Linked DNA regions of Homo sapiens: region 2 is linked to region 1. Evidence: read pairs that join two places in POLR2A ChIA-PET (ENCODE). Cell type or tissue: HepG2. All regions are shown on one strand. Links, peaks and the distances in the headings refer to the core of each region. The heading gives the core; the rest is flanking DNA.

Region 1 (6,466 bases), core at 636-5,635:
TTTTTGTATTTTTAGTAGAGATGCCATTTTGCCCAGGCTAGTCTCAAACTCCTGACTTCAAGTGGAGATCTCACTTCTTGTTTAACTTTTGATAGCACAAGAAGTATATAAAGCAGCTTGACATTATTTATGATTCAAATATTAGTTGTCATTGAAATTACTTGACCACAGTACCATTTTACATTCCCACTAGCAATGGATGAGAAATCTAGTTTCCCCACATCCTCACCAGTGCTTGGTATTGGCATTTTTTTTTTTACCCCCAAGACGGAGTCTTGATCTGTCGCCCAGACTGGTGTGCAGTGGTGCAATCTCGGGTCACTGCAACCTCCGCCTCCAGGGTTCAAGCAATTCTCCTGCCTCAGCCTCCTGAGTTGCTGGGATTACAGATGCCCACCACCACGCCTGGCTAATTTTTCTATTTTTAGTAGAGACGGGGTTTCACCATGTTGGTCAGGCTGGTCTCGAACTCCTAACCTAGTGATCCGCCTGCCTTGGGCTCCCAAAGTGCTGGGATTACAGGCGTGAGCCACCGCACCTGGCCAGTATTGGCATTATATTTTATTTTAGCCATTCTAATAGGTGTGGTATGGTATCTTATTGTGGTTTTAATTTGCACTACCCTAATGGTGAACGAATAATGTTTAACATCTATGTGTACTTATATGTCACCCCTACATTCTTTTTGCTGAAGTATCTGTTCAAGTCTTTTGCCCATTTTCTATGTTTTTTTTTTTTTTTTTTTAAGACAAGGTCTTGCTCTGTTGCCCAGGCTGGGAGTGCAATGGCATGATCACGGCTCATTGCAGCCTTGAACTCCCAGGCTCAAGTGATCCTCCCACCTCCCAAGTAGCTGGGACTACGGGCACGTGCTACCACACCCAGCTAATTATTTTTATTTTGTGGAGACAGCACTATGTTGCCCAGGCCGGTCTTGAACTCCTGGGCTCAAGCGATCCTCCCACCTTGACCTCCCAAAGTGCTGAAATTACAGCTTATTTTCTAAGTGAATTTTTTTTTTTATTATTGAGTTTAGCAAGTTCCTTATATATTCTGGATTAAAGTTCTTTGTCATATGATTTGCAAATATTTTCTCCCATTTTATGGCCATGTTTCATCCTCCTAATTAGGGCCATTCATGCAGCAAAAGTTTGTAATTTTGAAGTCTAATTTACCAATTTTTTTCTTTTACAATTGTGCTTTTAGTGTCATGCCTAAGAACTCTTCTTCCAACCCCCAGGTCATGAAGATTTTCTCCTATGTGCTCTCTTAAAAGCTTTATAGTTTTACATTTTATATTTAAATCTATGGTTCATTTTGAGTTAATTTTTGTATAAAGTGTAAGGTTTCGGCAAAGGTTCACTTTTTTGCCTACAGATGTCCGGTTGTTCCAGTACCATGTGTTGAAAAGATTACCATTTCTCCAGTGAGGTGTGCTGCACTTATGTCGAAAAGTTGGCCATGCCTGTGTGAGTCTATTTCTAGACTCTATTTCATTGATCTATTTGTCTACCCCTACATTGATACTACTGACTTGATTACTGTAGCTACAAACTAAGTCTTAAAATTGGATAGTGTGATGCCTTCAACTTTATCCTTCCTTTTCAAAATTGTTTTAGCTATTCTAGTTCTTTTGCTTTTCCAGGTGAACCAAGTTCAAGAGTTAGAAGGGGTTTTCTTGTTGTTGTTTTTTTTTAAGACAGAGTCTCACTCTGTCGCCCAGGCTGGAGTGCAGTGGTGCGACCTAAGCTCACTGCAAGCTCCGCCTCCCGGGTTCACTCCATTCTCCTGCCTCAGCCTCCCGAGTAGCTGGGATTACAGGCACCCGCCACCACGCCCGGCTAATTTTTTGTATTTTTAGTAGAGATGGGGTTTCACCGTGTTGGCCAGGCTGGTCTCGATCTCCTGACCTCATGATCCGCCTGCCTCGGCCTCCCAAAGTGTTGGGATTACAGGTGTAAGCCACCGTGTCCGGCCAGAAGGGTTCTATAAACATCTTTGATGTTTGAGAAGCATCAGAAGAGGAAAACTTGGCAAGCAATCCATCAGTATGTTTACATGAGCATGGCATATTAGCATTAATAGGAAACCAGAATCTTCACAGCTTTCATCCATTCTTTCCACAAATAACTTACCGAGTGCCTCCGATCTGTAAGACTATTCCAGATGGTGGGAACCAAAAAAATGCCAGTTCCTATGTGTATAACACACTGATTTCATTTTCTTCATTTCTAAAATGCCTAGTGACAGTTTTCACTAAAACCTATTCATAGAAAACTAAATGGACTTAATATTTTTAAAATCCTCTGATTGCATGGTTTTTGTTCTTTTTACTATATATAACTATGTCATGTTTCACCACCTCCTAGGTAGTAAGTTACTTCCTATATTGGAAAACATCAAAATCAAAGGCTCTTTTTAAAAAGATTCAAATGAAAGCTGCCAGGCAAGTCTTCATTCCCCAGGTTTCTCGTGAGTACTGCAGTGGCACTACTGATGGCAGAGACTCAGGGCTCTCCTGCTGCCTTTGGTTTTAGAACAGGCACTCAGTGCAATTTTATCCTAACAAACCCCCATAAAAGTGGTTGAAATAGCACTAATCTCAGAATTCTCATGTAACAAAGCATGGAGTAGAAATTCTCACAGTAAGAGGATGGAAAAGTCTATATTGTTGATCAAAAAGAATCAAACCTTGCTACTCTAAGCAACGAACTTTCCAAGTCACATCCTGTCCCTGTTATTCTTTCCTAAACGTTTTCCCAAATTGTCAATCTTGTTGTCATATCTTTACACATTGCCCAAGTCAGGAAAATGAAATATCTGATGGAAATACAGGATATGATACAGGATCTTCTCCTTTGAAGGAACCACTGTCCTACTCCATATTTGCACCTACCTCCTTCAGAGACAGGTCTCTCAAAACAATAAGCAACAGATATTCAGCTGTTGGCAAGAACTTTCAAATGTTAACATGAAAAATAAATAAATAAAAAATAAAAACAAGAGAAAATAATTCTCTTACTCCAACAAAACTATTTTTTCTTATGGCCTTAAAGTATGAAGATCTCCACAGGCAGAATTTTCCCACAGCTGGAAGCCATAGTAAATACAGTGATTTCAAACATGAATTTTAGAAGATAGATACAGATTTAAGTTTCAGTTTACTCATTTTTACAATGATACATGCATCTACCACATAGGGATGAGAGGAATTAATGGGATAATTAAAAGTGCTTAGCAAAATATTGGGTATATAATAAACATTCAATACATGTTAGCTATATTATCCCAATTTACTTAGCCAATAAATCTTAGGGTCTGTCTCAACGATTTCTTCTTTCCTTTAGTTTTCCCTGACTCTTTCAAGGTCGGGGAACTTACTTCCTTCCTCCTATGTCTTCCCTGTACCTATACCACCACAGCCCAATGCTTCTGGTAAGAGCTCCTAGAGGGCAAGCTGTCTTCCTCTTGTTTATATCCCTGGCCTCTGGCATAGTAGAGAGTTTGGCACCCAGTATTCAAACGTCAATGAAAACACCTTCAAAATACCTTCTTTCCCTTACATTCTACATATCATCAATTAATGCTACATGATATACCACTGAGGCGATCTTACCCATTCCACTTCTGTTTAGATTCTCTAGCTGTTTTGCTTATTATTATTTTTGTCTGAGACAGGATTTTGCTCTGTCACCCAGGCTGGAATGCAGTGGCACAATCATAGCTCACTGCAGCTTTGACCTCCCTGGCTCAAGCAATCTCCCACCTCAGCCTCCAGAGTAGCTGGGACTACAGGCATGCACTACCACCATGTCTGGCTAATTTTTTTATTTTTTGTAGAGACGGGTTCTTACTATGTTGCCAAGGCTGGTCTTGAGCTCCTGGGCTCAAGCAATCAATCCTCCATTCTTGGCTTCGGAAAGTGCTGGGATTACAGGTATGAGTCTCCACACCCAGCTTTTGCTTATTATTAATAGTATAATATACAATTATAGTTTTATTTTTCTCCTTCTAGATTATTTAGGATAAATTCTATCCCTGGGGTTACAGGATTAAAAAAATGTAGCTCCTAGCAATTAGACTTCTACCCAGTTTGCCCCAATTAACTTTATTACAGGATATGTGCTCCAGTATTATTGCAAAAGAGAATTGCTATTAACTTTAGTACTTTCACTTCTATTTTGTGGACCTCAGGTTGTCTTGACATTAGCAAGAAATAAAGGAAGCTATAGCAATCTTCCTTGTGTACAGCCAAATCTCACGACTAGTATGCATTTATAAAGGCAAGCTTTTCACTTAAAGGTAATTAAGAAAATTTATACAAATTTATAACAAACCAACATAGCATGTACTATGTGCCAGACACTGTTTTAAATGGTTTACAGATACTAACTAATTTAATCCTCATAACAACCCTTTGAGGTAGGTACTAGTATCCCTGTTTTACAGCTAAGGAAACTGAGGCACACCGATGTTAGGTCACAGCAGGGATTTCAATCCAGCCTTGAGCTAAGGGTCTTGATCACTATGCTATGGGCCTGTCAAAAAAAACAAAAAAACAAAAAACAAAACCAAGCAAATAAACCATAACTGTACAAAATGATCCCAGGTGTACCTCATAAATGGCTCTTCTCTCTTCCCCAGGGTGAATACCAGATTAAGATAAACAATGACTCAGGGCCAGGCGTAGTGGCTCACGCCTGTAATCCCAGCATTTTAGAAGGCTGAGGCGGGTGGATCACCTGAGGTCAAGAGTTCGAGACCAGCCTGGCCAATATGGTGCAACCTCATCTCTACTAAAAATACAAAAATTAGGCGGGCATGGTGGCACATGCCTATAGTCCCAGCTACTCGGGAGGGTGAGGCAGAAGAATTGCTTGAACCTGGGAGGTGCAGGTTGCAGTGAGCTGAGATCGCGCCACTGAACCGCAGCCTGTGTGACAGAGGGAGACTCTGTCTCAAAAAAAAAAAAGAAAAAAAAAAAGAAACATAAAATAACAGCATCTTTATACTAACCTGCCAGTAACTGCACAGATGTCTCCCACTTGAAACTAACTATATGCTTGGATGTCTAACTTCTCTTCCTCTCTAGGCTTCCTAAAAAAGCTCACATGGCCAAGCATGCCAGGAAAAAAAAAAAAGTATGTCTATTTGAAGGTAAAAATAAATATTTTCTACCACAGTTAACATTCCATAAAGTGAGTTATCAACATTCTAAGGTTGAATGGATTAAAAATGGCAATGAACCAAGAGAAAAGACTTAATATATTCAAGCTATAAGGGCTTACTATACAAAAGCATAAATAATATAACAAGGTAGGGAATCATGAGTCAGTGAATATTGTTGGGACAAATAAATACCAGATTGGGCCAGGTGCACTGGCTCACACCTGTAATCTCAGCACTGGGAGGCCAAAGTGGGAGGATCGCTTGAGCCCAGGAGTTCAAGACCAGCCTGGGCAACAAAGTGAGAACCCATCTATATACAGCATTTTTTAAAACTAGCCGGGCATGGTGGTGCACACCTGTGGTCCAGCTACCTGAGAGGCTAAGGCAGGAGGATCGCTTGATCCTGGTAAGTCGAGGGTACAGTGAGCCATGATTGCACCTCTGCACCCCAGCCTGGGTGACAGAGACAGTCACTCACATCCTACCTACTACCTACCTTCCTACCAACTAACCAGATTGGAGATGAATTAATTGATATCCAGGTTTCATATCATACATTAATCCATCTGGAATTAACCTCCCAAAAATTACATTAAAAATGATGACATAAATTATATAGCATACTTAGTCCAGCTATGATGGGGGACAGCCTCCATTTACACCCAACAAGCAGAAATGTATCAAAGGGAAGAGAGGTTCAAACATGAAAAGGAAACTTTTTTGCGTAAGGAAATTAGCATTAAGAGAAGGGAAGATAAAGCTAAAGAAGTGACCAAGTGGCTGGGCGCGGCGGCTCACACCTACAATCCCAGCACTCTGGGAGGCTCAAGCGGGCAGATCGCTTGAGCCTAGGAGCTTGAGACCAGCCTGGGCAACATGATGAAACCCCGCCTGTACAAAAAAATACAAAAAAGGGACACCGTTAGCCCCAGCTACTCAGGAAGCTGAGGTGGGAGGATCGCTTGAGCCAGGACCATCGGGCTGAAGTGAGCCAAGATCATGCCACTGCACTCCAGCCTGGGTGACAGAGTGAGACCCTGTCTCTAAATAAATAAATAAATAAATAAAAATAAGAAGTAACCAAGTAGCTAACATAATAATATATTTCGAGTAGTGGACTTGTACTGAAAAAGTAAAATACAGTATTTTTTCATCCATTCATTCAACTAGTCCTTACTGAGGGCCTACTATGTGCCAGGCACTGTTCTAGATACAGGAGAGAACACACAGACCCAATGTCACCAATCGAGAAATACAAATTAAATTTAAGATACAACCACATAAGCCTTAAAAGAGA
Region 2 (6,466 bases), core at 893-5,892, 540 kb before region 1:
AATATGTTGGAAGTTACCAAGAAGTTCATGACAGATCTATTTCAAATTCTGGTGAAGAAGGAAGAATTGGCCCTTGAAAGAATCAGTGTTTTACAATAATTTTGAAAGAGGGTAATGTTTTTCTAATTGATATACATAAAAACCATAGCCAGGGATTTAAAATTTACCTTCTTGTTTAAGCTCTGTACTAAAATTGCAGAAACTAGTATCGTGTCTTACCATTTGTAATAAAGCTATCAGAGAAAACCCAAGGAAAAAAACAGCTGTACCAGATAGAAAAACTGAGTTGAACCTTTTTTTTTTCTTTTTTTTAGATGGAGTCTCACTCTGTCACCCAGGCTGGAGTGTAGTGGCGCGATCTCAGCTCACTGCAGTCTCCATCTCCTGGGTTCAAGTGATTCTCCTGCCTCAGCCTCCCAAGTAGCTGGGATCACAGGTGCCCACCACCATGCCTGGCTAGTTTTTTGTATTTTTAGTAGAGACAGGGTTTCACCATGTTGGCCAGGCTGGTCTTGAACTCCTAACCTCAGCTGATCTGCCTGCCTCGGCCTCCCGAAGTGCTGGGATTACAGGCGTGAGCCATCGTGCCTGGCCTGAGTTGAACCTCTTTTTTAACAACAGGGTACTTTGTTCTAAGATTTGGTACAGTAATATCTATATTTAAGCAGAATTAGTAAAATCAATGAATAACTATTCTCTTCCAATGGTAGGGATGAGGTATAGAAATCAAATGGCTTTTTATTCCAACTCTGACATGAATTAACATTTTCTTCTTGGGAATACTATAAGGAAGGAAATTGTATGCTCTTTATGACAAGAGATTGACCAGTCAGGTTGTTCCTTGTAGAACACAGAGTGAAAGGTATCCGGGCTTCTAAGAAACAGCATATGCCAGTTTCTGGTGTGATAAGAGCTGCTCTTCCCTAGTATTGCTAATTAAGATGCTATTAATATCTGATTATAGTTGAGCCTTGAACGACATGATTAGGGGCACCAACCCCCATACAGTCGAAAATCTGCATATAATTTGACTCCCCAAAAACTTTACTATGAACAGCTTAATGTTGACCAGAAGCCCTACTAATAATAGTCGATTAAACACATATTTTGTATGTTATACATATGATATATTGTATTCTTACAATAAAAGAAACTAGAGAAAAGAAAATGTTATTAAGAAAATCGTAAGGAAGAGAAAATACTTTTACTATTCATTAGGTGGAAGTGGATCACCATAAAGGTCTTCATCTTCCTCATGTTCATGTCAAGTAGGCTAAGGAGGAGGAGAGAGTGGAGGGGTTGGTCTTGCTGTCTAAAGGGTGGCAGAAGGAGAAGAAAAGCCACGTGTAAGTGGTCCTGCCCAGTTCAGACCCGTTTCCTTCAAGGGTCCACTGTATTTTCTTAGTAAACTGAGGCAGGATCTAGTTACATTGTAGCTGTGAAGTGCTGCATTGTCTTTGCCCCCTGCTCAAAATAAAACTGTTACCTTTCAAGCCCTGTCTGCCATGGTGCTGTAGCAGCAGGGATGTTTGGTCTCATACATGTTTACCAATTTAAGTACTGACTTGACAAATGACTCTTGAGAATTAGGGGTTGGTGGTGTTTTGCAGGTAGCGACAGAAGGAAGAAAACATTATCAGGAGGGAATTCAGATAAAGGACAAACCATATTTTGACTGCTACTGACTTGTTGGTAAGTATTCCATTTCTTTATTTAATGACAGTATCTATCTAGCAAAATTTGGTTTAGAGGGAAAGTTTATAGTAGACTTTGCCAGCTGAAGTTGTAGGGGGATAAAGATCACACTCCACAGTGAACTATGCTGTTATATATAGTTCATTACTCTTATGTGGCCTAGAAGAGTATGCAGCAGTTGCTTTTTGAAGCATAAATATACTATCATATCTGAGGTTCTTGTTGCCCAGAAGGAGTCAGGAGTGACAGATAACATGTGACTATTGAAATGCGCTTAATGCAACTTTTTTTTTTTTTTTTTGAGATGGAGTTTTGCTTTTGTTGCCCAGGCTAGAGTGCAGTGGCGCAATCCCGGCTCACTGCGACCTCTGCCTCCTGGGTTCAAACGATTCTCCTGCCTCAGCCTCCTGAGTAACTGGGATTACAGGTGCCCGCCACTACTCCCGGCTAATTTTTGTATTTTTAGTAGAGACAGGGTTTCACCATATTGGCCAGGCCGTTCTCGAACTCCTAACCTTAAGTGATCCACCCGCCTTGGCCTCCCAAAGTGCTGGGATTACAGACATGAGCCACCACGCCCAGCCTATTTCATTTAATTTTAATTAATTTAAATTTAAATAGCCATATGTGGCTAGTGACTATTTATTGGACAGCATAGTCCTAAACAACAGTGAACATTTCAGAGCTGGCATCTGTAGTTAATTCTGAAAGTGTATCAAAATGGATTCATAACTGTTCCTTTTGTTTTGTGCCTGGTATTTACTTCTGTCCCAGACTGACATGACACCCACTCTTGGCTGGCCCACTTTGGTAGGGGCTTTAATTTTACTACCCTAAACCCAATACTTTCATCTGCTTTATAAGTAATAATGTTCATTTCGCAGCCAGATGAGCCTTAACTCCGTTTATACTAAATGCAAAAGAAATCTTTTGTTTTTCTCTAGATATTTTGATCAGTATCTTGTATTCCATTTAGAAGCACTCTACATATAATTCTGGCAAATAAACAGCCACTGATGATTAACTAGTAGCTCAGATTGTTCAGTGGTTCACGTAGTACTTGCTGAATAATATTCTGATTCATATGTTTTCTTTTGTTCAGAACTGGCAGTCGGGGTCAACTTGGGAAGACAGCTGTGACCATAAATATTAAAGAAGACAAAAGGATTCTTTGTGACACTGAGACCTTCTGCAGTACCACAGTGGAGGAAATGCCAGTGTACACAACTGGCCTCATTTAATTCCTGGGAGGAGATAGTTTGGGATGCAGTGCTTGTTGTTGCTGAGCAGGCGATCACAGCATGCACTGTGTTTCTTTCTTTGAGAATATTTGAATCCTGCCTGAATACTCGTAACAGATGAGAGACGCAGGTTTTGATAGCATAGATTTACGCTGTCATTAGTCATGAGCTCTTGGGACGAAAGTAATTGGTTTTATCCTGTTTAGAGTTAGACCCTGTGGTTGGGTATGAAAGATGAGTGTCTGTAAAAATCCTTCTTAGAAATGTATTTCCTCAAGACTCTGTCTCAAAAAAAAAAAAAAGAAATTTATTTCCTAGTTCTGTAAAAATCGCTATATTGAGTGTTCTCTATCACTTAATAATATACTTATTATTAAGTGGACTTAAAGATATGCAGTGTATAAAATCAGCTAATTACGTTAAACCATGGTATCTCCCTTTATTGTGTTAGACTGAATAGAACAAACTTTAAAATAATTTTTTAAAGAATATATTTGAATTCATTTTGTTTGATAATATGTTTTTATTCAGAAAAGCATTTTATTAGCGCTAGGTGTGAACCCGAGCCTTTTGCTAAATACCAGCAGCAATCATGTCCTAGAGTTAAATCCCAGAAAAATTGCCATATTATATATTAAAGGTTCAATAAATTACAATAAAGTATTTTTTCTTTAAAGTGATTTGGTCCTTATTCCTTAAAAATCATACTTTTTGCCATAACTCCATATTTGCAAAGGAAGAAGATGAAATGAAATAGTACTCTATAGTAAATATTTTATTCCAGTTACAAAATTACATACAAATGTGGCTTTTTATAAAAAGGTTTAATAGTTCCAAATTGGGCTGGGTGCGGTGGCTCATAGGCCGGGCACGATGGCTCATGCCTGTAATCCCAGCACTTTGGGTGGCCCAGGCGGGCAGATCACCTGAGGTCAGGAGTTCGAGACCAGCCTGACCAACATGGTAAAACCCTGTCTCTACTGAAAATACAAAATCAGCCAGGCGTGGTGGTATGTGCCTATGATCCCAGCTACTCGGGAGGCTGAGGCAGGAGAATCGCTTGAACCCGGGAGGCAGAAGTTGCAGTGAGCCAAGATCACACCACTGCACTCCGAACCTGGGCGACAGAGCGAGACTCTGTCTCAAAACAACAACAACAACAAAAGTTCCAAGTTAGCTGCTGCTTGGCACTAGCACAAAGACTGATCAATGAGGGTGTTCATCAGCACCGTCTGCCAAGCATTATCTGCTTCTTATGAGAAAAAGGAAGCAATTGAACATAAGATTTTTCCCTCTTCTGGTGTGGCAAAAATTTTCTGGTACATGCAAAGTAGTTACATAACAGCAAAGTTTTCTTTGTTAATGGACTAATATTAATCAGTAAAGTTTTTTTTTCCGTAACAATAACACAGAGTAGATATAATGGGTCCTATAAAAGAAAAATTGACATTGAACGTGATCTTTTTTTTAAAACAATAGACTTTATTATTTAGAGCCATTTTAGGCCAGCAGAAAAACTGAGCAGAAAGTACAAAGAATTCCCATACACTCCCTGTTCTCACACACGCACAGTCTCCCACACTTCTCCATCCCACACCAGAATGGTACATGGGTCACAATCACTGAACCTCTATTGACATGTCATTATCACTCAAAGTCATAGTTTACATTAGGGTTCATTCTTGGTATTGTACATTCTATGGATTTAGAGAAATTTATGATGAGGTGTCCACCATTATAGCACCATACAGAGTATTTTCACTGCCCTGAAAATCCTCTGCTCTACTGATTCATCCCTCCCCGCAACCCCTGGCAACCACTGATTTTTTCTTTTCTTTTCTTTTCTTTTTTTTTTGAGACGGAGTCTCGCTCTGTCGCCCAGGCTGGAGTGCAGTGGCGTGATCTCGGCTCACTGCAACCTCTGCCTCCCGGGTTCAAGCGATTCTTCTGCCTCAGCCTCCCAAGTAGCGGGGACTACAGGCGCCCACCACCATGCCCGGCTAATTTTTGTATTTTTAGTAAAGACGGGATTTAGTAAAGACCGTGTTAGCCAGGATGGTCTCGATCTCCTGACCTCGTGATCCATCCGCCTCAGCCTCCCAAAGTGCTGGGATTACAGGCATGAGCCACCGCGCCCAGCCGACCACTGATCTTTTTACTGTCTCTATGGTTTTCCCTTTTCCAGAATGTCATGTAATTGGAATCCTACAGTATATAGCCTTTTCAGATTGGCATCTTTCACTTATATCACTTAAGCTTCCTCCATGTCTTTTCATAACTTCATAGCTCATTTCTTTTTAACATTGAATAATATTGCATTGCTTGAATGTACTACAGTTTATCCATTTGCCTACTGAAAGACATCTATGTTGCTTCCAAGCTTTGGCAATTATGAATAAAGCTGCTATAAACATCAACGCACAGGTTTTTGTGCAGACATAAGTTTTCAGCTCCTTTGGGTAAATACCAAGGAGCGTGATGGCTGGATCATATGGTAAGAGTATGCTTCATTTTGTAAGAAACTGCCAAACTGTCCTCCAGCTTGGCTGTGCTATTATATTCCCACCAGCAGTGGATGAGAGTACTGTTGCTGCACACCTCTCCAGCATTTGGTGTTGTCATGTTTTGATGACAGACATCAGATTCTTATTTTTCCCACTCAAATTATTTATCAAGGGCCAGGCATGGTGGCTAACGCCTGTAATCCCAGCACTTTGGGAGGCTGAGGTGGGCAGATCACTTGAGGTCAGCAGTTCAAGACCAGCCTGGCTAACATGGTGAAACCCTATCTCTACTAAAAATACAAAAATTAGCCAAGTGTGGTGGCTCATGCCTGTAGTCCCAGCTACTTGGGAGGCTGAGGCAGGAGAATTGCTTGAACTGGGTAGGCAGAGGTTGCAGTGAGCCGAGATTGCACCACTGTACTCTAGCCTGGGCTACAGAGAGAGACTCCGTCTCAAAAAAAAAAAAAAAAAGAAATCAAGTTTTGTCTTGACCACAGTTTATAATTTGTTAAAAGAACTTGTCTGACATGCAATGAATGTTCTACCAAATAGTATCGCCTAGAAAATAATATGTTAATGAATTTCGGGAAAGAGCCCCTGTCCTTTCTCAGTCCCAGTATTGGTGCTTGCCATTTTCTTCACCATAAAACTGCTGCTGTCACAAGGTAAATGCTAGACTCCTTGGAAGTATCATATCAATTAAAAGTTATCACTGCCTTCAGTAAATAAATGTGCAAAAGGAGATCCAATGAATAAGCTGCAGGAAATGGCATCTACCCTGATGTCCATTCCCTACAAAGTGTAGGAGACAGGTGGAGAGAGCTGCATAAAGATGAGACAAAAAATCAAAACAGGCCAGTCGTGGTAGCTCTTGCCTGTCATCCCAGCACTTTGGGAGGCCAAGGCGGGCGGATCACCTGAGGTCGGGAGTCTGAGACCAGCCTGACCAACGTGGAGAAACCCCGTCTCTACTAAAAATAAAAAATTAGTCGGCCATGGTGGTGGGTGCCTACAATCCCAGCTACT

The links. ChIA-PET counts read pairs that join two places held together with the same protein. Peaks named below come from ENCODE experiments on the same cell type or tissue, not always from the same donor. Only the 100,000 strongest peaks of a DNase experiment are listed, where the experiment ranks them.
Region 2: POLR2A ChIA-PET joins it to region 1 with 5 read pairs; 2 of 35 experiments call an interaction of 5 or more read pairs at or near these places.

What each region holds. Positions count from the first base shown.
Region 1 is chr3:183,994,130-184,000,595 of GRCh38, forward strand. The region is part of intron 2 of ABCC5 (ATP binding cassette subfamily C member 5); the gene reads right to left. Among named protein-coding and RNA genes, the nearest start is that of ABCC5-AS1, 9.0 kb to the right of the region's middle. In HepG2, for the core only: no CTCF peak of the experiment used is centred there; no DNase peak of the experiment used is centred there.
Region 2 is chr3:183,452,402-183,458,867 of GRCh38, forward strand. SNHG33 (small nucleolar RNA host gene 33) reads left to right here. Exons shown (of 4, transcript NR_038302.1): 2 at 1-111; 3 at 1,611-1,692; 4 at 2,798-3,612. SNORA63E (small nucleolar RNA, H/ACA box 63E) reads left to right here and starts at 1,413; the gene lies at 1,413-1,545. It overlaps LOC124900564 (small nucleolar RNA SNORA81), which reads left to right and starts at 166; the gene lies at 166-331. In HepG2, for the core only: no CTCF peak of the experiment used is centred there; a DNase peak (open chromatin) is centred at 2,870.